2 separate regions of the Mus musculus genome follow, and region 2 is linked to region 1. Evidence: chromatin loops called from intact Hi-C (ENCODE). Cell type or tissue: left cerebral cortex. All regions are shown on one strand. Each heading gives the region's core, and the rest is flanking DNA. Links, peaks and the distances in the headings are about the cores only.

The links. Hi-C counts contacts between places; a loop is a spot of excess contacts. Peaks named below come from ENCODE experiments on the same cell type or tissue, not always from the same donor. Only the 100,000 strongest peaks of a DNase experiment are listed, where the experiment ranks them.
Region 2: it touches region 1 in a loop (2.9-fold over the local background); 1 of 42 quality-filtered maps calls a loop at or near these places.

The regions. Positions count from the first base shown.
Region 1 is chr8:124,017,234-124,022,743 of GRCm38, forward strand. Taf5l (TATA-box binding protein associated factor 5 like) reads right to left here and starts at 4,164. Exons shown (of 5, transcript NM_133966.3): 1 at 3,956-4,164. It overlaps Urb2 (URB2 ribosome biogenesis 2 homolog (S. cerevisiae)), which reads left to right and starts at 4,264. Exons shown (of 10, transcript NM_001368414.1): 1 at 4,264-4,293. It overlaps Mir1967 (microRNA 1967), which reads left to right and starts at 5,408; the gene lies at 5,408-5,489. In left cerebral cortex, for the core only: no CTCF peak of the experiment used is centred there; DNase peaks (open chromatin) are centred at 3,364 and 4,200; H3K4me3 peaks cover 2,365 bases; H3K27ac peaks cover 1,138 bases.
Region 2 is chr8:123,815,015-123,820,524 of GRCm38, forward strand. The region is part of intron 1 of Rab4a (RAB4A, member RAS oncogene family); the gene reads left to right. Among named protein-coding and RNA genes, the nearest start is that of Rab4a, 12 kb to the left of the region's middle. In left cerebral cortex, for the core only: a CTCF peak has its summit at 2,945 (motif pointing right); a DNase peak (open chromatin) is centred at 2,109; H3K27ac peaks cover 2,154 bases.

The sequences.
Region 1 (5,510 bases), core at 252-5,251:
GCTCAAGACCGAGCTCTGGAGTGACTGACACATTGCCTCCAACCCTTCCTTTCCTTATGTAATCTGCTGGCTGGAGATGGGCTTTAAGACAGAATACAAGTCTTTACTTTCTCAGACTGATAACACAGACTAAAGCTATATTAAGATTCAATTCCTATCCCACTTACTGGCTTCTGAAGGGACAGGTAGCATGAACTATATTCTGATTTAAAAGTTTGAGTGCTGTCTAGTTTCTGCTTGGACTTATTTTAGGCTTTTGATCTTTTGTGATTTCTAGAAATACGAAAGCCACAAGCATCTTATTTCTACTTTACTACTGTTTTCATAGCACAGGAGAGAAGAGGGTCTATATTTTCTTGGTTACTTTTCTATTGCTAATGAAGAGAAACCATCACCAAGGCAACTTATAAAAGTATTTGTAGGGAGGAGGGATGTGTTGAAATAGGGTTTCTCTGTGTAGCCCTGGCTGTGCTGGAATTTTCTTTGTAGACCAGGCCGGCCTTGAACTCACAGATTCACCTGCCTCTGCTTCCTGAGTGCTGGGATTAAAGGTGGGCACCACTGTCATTGCTGCCAGTGTCACCACCATCACCAGACAAAAGCAAGCACTTCATTGGGGGCTTGCTTACTATTTCAGAGGGTAAGTCCATGAGTATCACGGTGAGGAGCAGACAAGCAAGGCATGGCACTGGAGCAGTAGCTGAAAGCTACAGCTTATCCACATTTTGGAGGATGAGAGATTAGACCTGGCATGGACTTTTGAAACCTCAAAGCCTTAAACACCTCAGTGATACATTTTCTCCAAAAAGGCAACATTTCCTAATCCTTTCCCAAACAATTTCATCAAGGGACCAAACATAAGCGCCATGCTGGCTGGGTATGGTTCATCTTGCGATGCACACTTTCACACACCAGGAGCCGGGCAACCCTGGTGTACATAGTTGAGCCCCAGTACAGCCAAGGCAATGTAAACAACATAACAAAAAAACACTCACAAACCACAAGTTAGTCTATGGGGGCCATCACCATTCAAAACACTACGTATATAAAAGTTCACTGACATGCATAGCAGTATAAATACCAAATGTGGTACAATTGTGCTCCAACTATTTATACACATCTTAAAACCAGTGTCCATTAAACCACTATAGATTATCAAATTCTATTTTTTGGTCTGGGTATTGTGGCACATTTTTAACCCGAGCACTTAGGAGACCAGACAGGAAAGTTGCATGTAAGTCCCAGGCCAGCCGTGGATAACAGGAGACCATGGATCAAAAGAAGTCCAAATGGACATATAACTGACTTTCCAAAGCATTTTGTCTTCCTACTAGGTCACCACAGACAACACAGGTTTTTTGGAGAGAGGTGGAAGTGGGGGTGGGCAACAGGGATTAAGCCTAAGGCCTTCTTCCCATGCAGGCGAGCTCTCTACCACCAAGCTACCCTCAGTCCTCACAGCACTTCATCCTTTCCAAATCCCGATCTACTCTCTCTGCTGCAAGTCTCAGTCCAAGCTATTGATGAGCTCATTTTCATTCACCCCTTACAGTATTTTTTTGTTGTTTTTCCCCCCAGTCAGAGTTTTTGCTATGTAGTCCATGATAACCTAAATTCTGTTCCTAGCCAGCCTGACCTTGAACTTTCCATCTCCATCCCCTTGTCATGGCCGGTTGCAGTAGGTCAACAAGAACAAGCCTCCATTTCCACATTAGTTTGTATTTTATGTGCGATCTGTACAGTGTTCTCTGAGACATGATCCCAGTACTCCTCAGTGAACATTAATTCTTGTTGTTTTGTTTATATAACTGATTTGGTGAGACTGAATAAAAGCTCCAACCCAGCACCAGTGGCTTGCTCCAGCCTGGCATGCCCTCTTGAAGACCATCTTGGTGTTGGAGCAACAACTAAGGCTGCCTTGGAGCAGAGACCACAACATGGGATAACATTCTCCAATCACAGAGAGACTTCTCAGAGAAACCTGCTTTGTAACCTGGTACATGACACACACCAAAACATGGTTTTTAGGAAATACTGTCTAGAACGACCTGTACCTTCATGTTTTGTTTTAATGTTCTCTTAGCTTTGAAATTCAGATTAAAAATTTCTGTACTAAGCTAGAAGCTGTACAGAAGCAGGGATGCCTCTCTACTGCGACCCAGCCCCACTCCATTCCAGGCCTTCCTCCCAAAAAGCCAATGTGATGCATCAGTTTAAAACTCACTGCTTTCACTGGAGGAAACCCAGTGAAAAAACCCATCATGTCGTTTCGAGGTTTCGAGGTTTCGCTGGAATGCTGCTTACCCACTTCCATTTTCACTTTACTGAGGCTCCCTCACCTTTTAGCAGGCTTTGGCCAAGCCCTCTCCTAAGGAGGCACCCTTACAAATGCTCACCTGGTGTGAACAAACCTTGATGCTCTCTCTGTCTGGCTATCTCTTCCTCAAATGGCTTCCTGGTCTTTGCCCTTCTACTCCCAGAGCCTGGAACACCATCCCAGTCCTACACTACCATTGATACCTAATGTTTACTTAACATTCCGCTGCTGAGTAAGACGCCATCTTAAGTACTTCCCACAGACTATCTGCTTTTACTCTATTAGGCAGGTAAACGCTTCAGGTGGGACGCTGAAGCCTGTAGTTATCAGACAACTTGCCCAAAGTCACGCAGTTCCTGAATGGGAGGGAACGCAGTCTCGTGGACAGTGTCTGAGCCTGCACCCTATGCTCCACTGATCCCATACGGGACTGCAGGGGAGCACTGGGCCAACCGCTCACTGATGCTTATGTCAACGAGAGCCTGCAAGTTAATCAGCTAACATGCTGATTGGCTACGTGGAAGGCTGGAACCGTGACTTCAAGTAGTGTTCAATGAGCAGCGCTGGCGTCACACAAGGTCAAGCTAAAACAAGTCAGAAAAGAAGCAAAGCCCCTTCTTTTGTCCCCAGATGTTGTTCATAGATTGTGACAGAGTAACAAAAAGAATAACCAGTTACTAAGTAGTCAGAAGAGGTTTTTGCCTCTCTTCAGTGACAGAAGTACACACAAATCTCACAGTTGGAAGACTGTCCCAAAACACACGAACCAAATTTATTTATTACTGATGGCAAATACTGAAGGCACAAACTGACATTTTGGGTTTTCTGATTTAATATTCGCTTTATAGTTCATAAAACAAGGCTCTCATATGTGTATGTGTGTGTGTATGCACGTGTATTTAGACCAAGTCTCACTCTGTGGTTTAGACTGGTGCAGAACTCACTTCGTACACCAGGATGGCCAACAATTCGCAGCAATCTTTCTGCCTCAGCCTACAGAGTGTGGGGATTACGGAGTGCGCCACCACTACCAGCAGAGTCTGGGCTTAAATTACCCTCCCATTTTACAGGAGAAGAAACCGAGGCAGCAAGCTCGCCTGCTACACGGCTTGCAACTCTAAGTCTCTGCGGTCACCAACTCCATCCGTGACACTCAGCCCCAGGTTACAGCCAAAAAGTCTGTAACCTGGAGAAAGGCAGACTCCCTTCCTACTTCACTTTCTAATAGGGCGGGTCGGACTGGACGGGACTCCCGGCAGAGCCCCGAGGCTATCCTCCACCTGCCGGTCCCGGCGAAGGGGAAAACTCACCTCTCGACGCCGGAGCCACAGCGCCTGCGAGGTCCGCGGGGCCGCGTCTCCCCGCGGCAGCCGCGAGCCCTCCGTCCGCTGCCCACTTCCGCCGAGCGCCCTCGTGAGCTCGCAGTTGGCTCCGCGCGAGGGCGCCCGGCGGGGCCGCGGGGTCTCCGGGCGCGTGCAGCCGGGGCCGCCACGTGCGGGGTCGCTCGGACCCGCGCGCGCGCGAGCAGGGCCGGGACTGCGCAGGGGCGGGCGCGCGCGCGCGCGCTCTCCCGCCCGAGGCCCCTCCCCCGCGTCCCCTCCCCCCCCCCGCCCTGTCCCGCGCCCCGCCCGCACTCACTGAACATCCCAGGCGGCTCCCGCTGCCCCGCCGCCGCCCCGGCACCGGCTGCTTCCGTATCGGTTGCCCGCCGTAGGACTCCGTACGACGACCGGCTAGCCGGGTCCCCGCGCCCTACGTCCTCCCGCGCTCGCGGTTCTCGGTGGCCGCCCCATGACCGCCTGACGGAGCGGGCACGCCGGGCTAGGCCGCGGACGCGCGACGCCGCCGCGGCCAGGGCGCGCTCGGCGCTCCTCTAGCGATGTCTGCGTGACGCCCCTCCCCGCCCCGAGCCGTTGGCGTCAACGTCTGCCGGAAGCGCCTCCCTCACATGTGGCTCGCCGCCGTGGAGGTCCCAGGTGAGCGGACGGTTGGAGAGTTTGGGTTTCCTCTGCGCCGAGGCGCCAGTTTGGCGGATGCGGACACCAGTCCTAACAGGAGGGAACCGGCTGGAGAGCCGGGATCGGAGGAGCCTCTGCCCGAGGGAGTTCCCGCTATGGAACCCTGCTTGAGGTTCTGAACTGCTTTACCCCGAACTGAAGGAGCTCCACTTGAGAGAACCTTGATCTGAGGGAGACCCACGTTAGAGAGCACCCCGATCTCCTACACGGAGCTCGGACTCGAGGGAGCCCCGATCCAGGTAGTAGGATTTGAAGGTATCATGATAAACTAGAACCACCACCTCCTCCTCCTCCTCCTCCTCCACCACCACCACCACCACCACCACCACCACCACCACCACCACCAAAACCAAACTTTTTATTTGTATGGGTGTTTTATGTACACCCGCAGAGGATAAAAGAGGGGCGTTCCTCTAGAACTGGAGTGGTGGTTGTGAGCCAAGATGTGGGATATTGGGACTCGAACCTGGGTTCTCTGGAACAGCAGTAAGTAATCCTAACCACGGAGTCATCTTTCCAGCCCCCTAGAACATTGATTCTCAACCTTCCTAATCCTGCAACCCTTTGTTCATGTTGTGGTGACACGCCCCCCCCCCCCCCGCCATGAAGTTATTTTGTTGCTATATTATAATTGCAATTTTCCTACTGTTGGAAGCATAATGTGAATAAATACCTGGTTTGCAATCTTGTGGGCGTGTGACCCGCAGGTGGAAAAACCCTGCCCTAAACCCTTCCCGAGGTAGTCAGAGGGCGAGGACAGGAAGGGAGGCCTCTCAGTTCTGAAGGCCTGTAGTAAGCTTTCCAAAGTGCACAGTCTCTTGCCTCAACACAGCAGCGTGGTGAATGTTCTGTCAGGGTTTAAGCTAAGTTGTTTACCATAATGGAAACAAACTTTATGACTTTTAAAAACTCAAAAGGTTTAGCTGGGTTTCATAGCAAGTGTAGGTTGTTAATGTATCCTTTCCTTTGTTACTTGGGATTTTAAAGATTGTATATGGTTTTTGTCTACTGTAGCTGTGTGTGACGAGTTACTGTTACAGTAGAAGTAAGAGCATTTTTATTGAAATTAATGCCTGAATTCTGTTTCTTTCTCTCTTTGCTCCTTTTGTCTGACATTCATGAGGATCCTGGGGAGAAGATGCAGAATTCCCTGGAAATTGACTTACAGATCGTTG
Region 2 (5,510 bases), core at 124-5,123, 200 kb before region 1:
CCCTCTTTCTCTCCTCTCTGTCTCTCTTTTTAAGTGAACTATTCTGAAAATCATCTTGACAGATTATTTGCCCTTGTTTCTTTATAGAGTTTGCCAGGTTTCATCCTTCCGTTAACCTAATCAACTTCAACAGTCTACTCTTTTTTTTTTTTTTTTTATTTATTTATTATATGTAAGTACACTGTAGCTGTCTTCAGACACTCCAGAAGAGGGAGTCAGATCTCGTTATGGATGGTTGTGAGCCACCATGTGGTTGCTGGGATTTGAACTTCGGACCTTCGGGAAGAGCAGTCGGGTGCTCTTACCCACTGAGCCATCTCACCAGCCCCAACAGTCTACTCTTTAATACACTTAAGATTTGTTCCTGACTGAGGGCGTCCATCCGAATTGGGCGTCGTTATCTTTAGCTCACTGTGTCCTGCACTGGCGCTGACCTCTCTCCTTTTGGGCTGCCTTTCCCTCAGGAGGGCAGCAGACGCTGCATTTTCCTGAAATACGCGTGCCCTTCATGCCGAGCCCTGCCAGCTCTTTAGGTTGTTGCTGTCCGCAGACATTTGGGCTAGCCGTCATCAGAGTCATCTGCTGGCTATCTTATCTTGCTTTGTCCTCAGCTCCTGACTGACCTGGTGACTGATGCATCTGTACAGAGGACTGGCCAGTACCTCAGCCTCACAGCTGTGTGGGATCATTTCTGGCCACCTTCTCTTCTCCTGCTTCAGGTGTTCATTTCCCTGGCTTTACTCTGGGTGCTTTCTGCCCCCTTCCCATCCCTGACTGCATCCATCCTGAGGTCAGAGTTCCTGGCTCTTCAATAAGCCGTGGTCCATACCCTTCCCAGATACCCCGCCCTTCACTCCCAGGTCCAGAGTCTGCATTTGCTGCCACTGTGTCTCTGTGTTGCTAGAAGATGTGCTTTGCAACATCCTGGCCCAGTCTTCTACCAGATCTGCTGCTCTAAGGCTGCAAGCTTTGTAGGGGCTGGTGGTCAGGATTCTGCCCCACCTCAAGGGCACAGACTTCACCAGGGGGCCTTTCATGGTCAGCCTGTGAGGGAGGCTACTGTGGCCTCAACCTTGTTGGCTCACAGGATTTTCCAGCTGGATCTGCCACTCAGTATCTCAAAATAGACTCTCCTTGCATCCTTTGACATCCCTTCCATTGGTCTTCACATCTCAAACTCTAAGCATGAAAGCAAGGAAGCCCTAGATCTTCCATCCTGCCTACCCAAAGCCAAGCACCTGTTCGACCAGAAGAGGGACCCTGGAGGGTGCACAATTCAAGGGCCTCCATCCCTCTATGGCCTGCGGAAATCTCAACTTCAAAGTGGCAACCTGAAGGGAACACTAAGCAGGCATTGTAGAACTTGTGTTCAAAGCTCTCTACTGTGAGGCTGGGTGTCCTGGAAGGGGGCCACCATGTTTGTGTCTCCTTACTGCTTTCTCCTTCCTTGGAGGAAGTGGGCAGCATTCCTGGGAGGATCAGGTCATTGTCTCCTGAAGTCTAGTGCTGGCAGAGTGCAGGTGGTGAATACACGCTCTCTCTCTCTCTCTCTCTCTCTCCCCCTCTCCCTCACTCTCTCTCTCTCTCTCACACACACACACACACACACTTGCATGCACGCACACTTGCACATTGTGGCACTCCCTCATCTTGGGGGTTGGACATCCAGTTTCTGATCAGTTTTATCTTAGCATCGAGTTCCACTACGAGCTCAGAAAAAGAAAATAACAGGATCCCAAGATACAGAGTGGGGCCATGATCTGAGTCTGAGAACAGGACCAGAGTTAAAGCAAAATGGGGTCACAGCGGGCAGAGCTGCACAAGCAGAGGCACTGTTGACCAAGCAAGCCTGAGGTCGTGGGCGCTGGCTGCCGAGCACAGTGTGCAACGCCAATCCGTCATTTCTACTCGGCCCCGACTGCAGACCGTTCCGTGCCTTGGTTCATGGTCCTGCTGTGGGTCTGCTGAGGTCTGGGGAGGAGATGGGGCACTGAGTATCATGTCCTCTGGCTGCTGTGACTTTTTCTGCTCCGTGGAAGGGTGGCTGTGTCTACGCATGGCTGCTGATTGCTTGGTAGCTTTCCCATCATCCATCTGACATTTATCATATGGAAAGTTAAAAGCACGCTTAGCACAAGGCCCCATTTTAGCATTCCTATTTTGGGATACAGACTCTTCCCTGCCTTCGAGCTAATTCCTCCCTGAAGAAACCAGCATTACCTGTGAGTGTAAGAGCCGTGGGATTTTTCAAGAGGATCCTGGAAGGAAATACCCCGAGAATGGAAATTTATCCCACCATGACATGATTTGGGAGGGGACAGAGCTCTCTCTCTCTGTCTCTCTCTCTCTCTCTCTCTCACTCGCTCTCTCTTCTCTCCAGCCATGTAATAAATATTCATAAACTATAAAATTCTTCATCTCAGAACCCCTGTGCTGTTCCTTCCACAACCCCTTGCCACATTAGCAAACATACCCCTCTGCTCTCTGCCTCCTTTCTGTTGATTGGCCGGTAGGTGGGTGGGTGGGTGGGTGGGTGGGTGGGGGAAGGTTGTTTCATGTATTGTTGTTGTTGGTAGGGTCTCACAGATCCCTGGTTAGCTTCTAAAGCCTTAAATAGCTGAAGCGACCTTAAATTCCTGATTTTGCTGCATCCACCTCTGAGTGCTGATGGCTGTCCCATCCCGTTCTCTTTACAGCTTCTTGGTGATTGCTCGGGCACAGCATCGTGGTACTCGGTGTCACTGTCATACGCTGTGTAGTGTCATTGTCAGATGTACAGCGTCATCCGATGCACGGTGTTATTATTTTACTAGATAAGTGAACGGTAGACCCCTTCCTTGCTTTCCTGTGTATCTGCCTACCTTCCCCTGCTCTTAATGTCCCTTGCCTGTGGATTCAGCTGTGTGGCACATGTGTGCAGTGCCTTTGGAGGCCAGAAGAGGGCATCGGATTCCCCAGAAGGTTGTTACCGGCCTTAGGAGTTCCAGGAACTGAACACTGGTCCTCTGCAGAAGGAGCAAGTGTTCTTAACCCTCAGCCGTCTCTCCAGGCACCATTTTGTATCTCCTGAACATCCCCACTTCTCACTAAGTCACCTGAACGTCCCCGCTTCTCATTAAGTCATTCTAGTAGGATTTCTACAATCACATCAGGAAGAGTTGCCCTTTTCCTTTCTTTTTTTTAAAGATTTATTTATTTTATGTATATGAGTACACTGTAGCTGAACAGATGGTTGTGAGCCTTCATATGGTTGTTGGGAATCAAATTTTTAGGACCTCTGCTCATTCCGGTTAATCCCCTGCTTGCTCTTGTCAGCCCAAAGATTTATTTATTATTATACATAAGTACACTGTAGTTGTCTTCAGACACATCAGAAGAGGGCATGAGATCTCATTTCAGGTGGTTGTGAGCCACCATGTGGTTGCTGGGAATTGAACTCAGAACCTCTGGAAGAACAGTCAGTGCTCTTAACCACTGAGCCGTCTCTCTAGCCCACGAGTTGCCATTTTCCTAAAGCCTCCATGTGTAGTTTAGAGCCCAGAAGAAGGAAGGCCTGTTGTACTTGCTCATAACTATGTTATCAGACTCCAAAAACTTGTGACTTTTGAAGGAAGAGGGACACTGGGGTAAGTAGCTGCTGCAGCCATGGCTCTGCCCTCGCAGCTAGGATCTCCCCATGTCCCTGAGGGAGTCTTCCTTCCTGCTGACCGCACCACACCCTCTGTCCACCTTGTACTCGGGTATGCATGCAGCAACTCCCCTCCATGGTTCAAGGTTATGTTCATCCTGACAATTTCTTTGGTTGTTGCTGCTGTTTATCATCACTGTGTGTATATGCATGTATATGTGTATATGCATGTATATGCATGGGGGGAGGGCATATAACGTGTTTCCGTATTTGCACCTTTACCTGGACTCCGAGGATTAGACTTGGGCCATCAGGCTTAGACAGGAAGCACCTTTCTCTGCTGAGCCACCTTGTTTTGAAGCAGGGTCTTACACTGTAGCCCAGGCTAGCCTTGGACTCTTAGTGACCCTCTTGCCTCTGCCTCCCAAGTACTGAGAGCCCAGTTGTGAATTATCATACTCAGCTGATTCCTTTAACGTTAGTGTTCTAAAGACCTCAGTCACTGTGCCTTTTGGTGTTAACTTTCTCTCACAGATGTTTGGTTTCCCTTTGTCCACCTCACCTTTCAGGGTCCCCTTGTGTGTTTGTTTTGTTGGTGGTGGTTTGGTGTGATGAGGGTGTGTGTGTGTGTGTGTGTGTGTGTGTGTGTGTCTCGCTTTGTTGCCTGCTGGTAAGTTTCCTACAGTTTCCACTCCACTCATTCTCCCTTCCCTGTCATCTGTTCCTCGATCTGCCTTGAGTACTGATTTTATTGTTGTTTTTCCAGGCCCCTGTACATGGCAGGCATGTGCTACCACCTAGTCCACGATACATGCCCAGCCCTCTTCTCTCAGTTTTTAATTATGAAACAAAGTTGTCCAGGCTGGATTTGAACTTGTGATTCTCTTGCCTCATCCTCTCAAGTAGCTGGGTGAAAAGCCTGGAGCACCAGGCTCTGAGAGAACTTATGTTCAGTGGTTATCATTTTTCTTCCCAGGCCATCTAGACTATTCGACCCGTTCTCTCAAGCCTCCTGTTCCTTCATTTTTCACTGTGTCTTCATGTTATTTGCCATCCTGATGGCCCCTTACCAGGCTGCTCTTTGGCAGGGCCTGAAGGCGGGGTCTGCACAACAGTGAGGCACTGAGGTACATCCCCACCCCAGTGTCCCTGTTCTCTGTGTGTGAACGCCAAGAACTTCACACAAACGGGATCATTGTTTGGCTTATGTCTCTTATCATAATGTCCTCAGGAGGAGTTTTGTAGTTTTTGGTTGCAAACTTATCTCAGAGGGCTGTGTGTGTGTCGGGGTGGGGGAACCTCTGCGTCTCTAGTAAAGGTGTCGTCCTTCCGAAGCAGTCTGCATTGCTTTCGGGGTTTTTATTGTTGACTTCCTGACTCAGGCTTTACTATCTAGAGTAATTACAGTATTGGCTCATAATTCATTTTCCAAGGGGACAGTTCCCATCCTCCTGAGAGGAGCGAGTGGGTTTCCCAGTTGTCTGGGTACTCCAGACCCCAGCCCCACCCCAGGCTGCACCTGCACTGTTCCAGCAAGGCACCGTTACTCCTGGCTTCCTAAACACTCTTACCATTCTTGGATATTTGGCCAAAGTGATTTCAGACAAAATGCTTTCTGTTTATAATCTCTTAGCTTTCTGAGCTTCCGTGTTCTTGCATTGAGATCATGTATCTTTCCCGTCCTTTCTCCATCACGGCACACTAATGTGTCCCCCTCTGGCCCGGCGTGGCAATGGTACAGTCTGGTACAGACGGTAGTTTATGGAGGATAGTTCAGCAAATCTGAACCAAAGTCCATGCTCAGCTACGTGAGTCCAAGGTCCAGAGTCGGGGATTGTGTGCTGGAGTCTTCAGTGTCACAGTAACTCTGCCTGAATGTCGC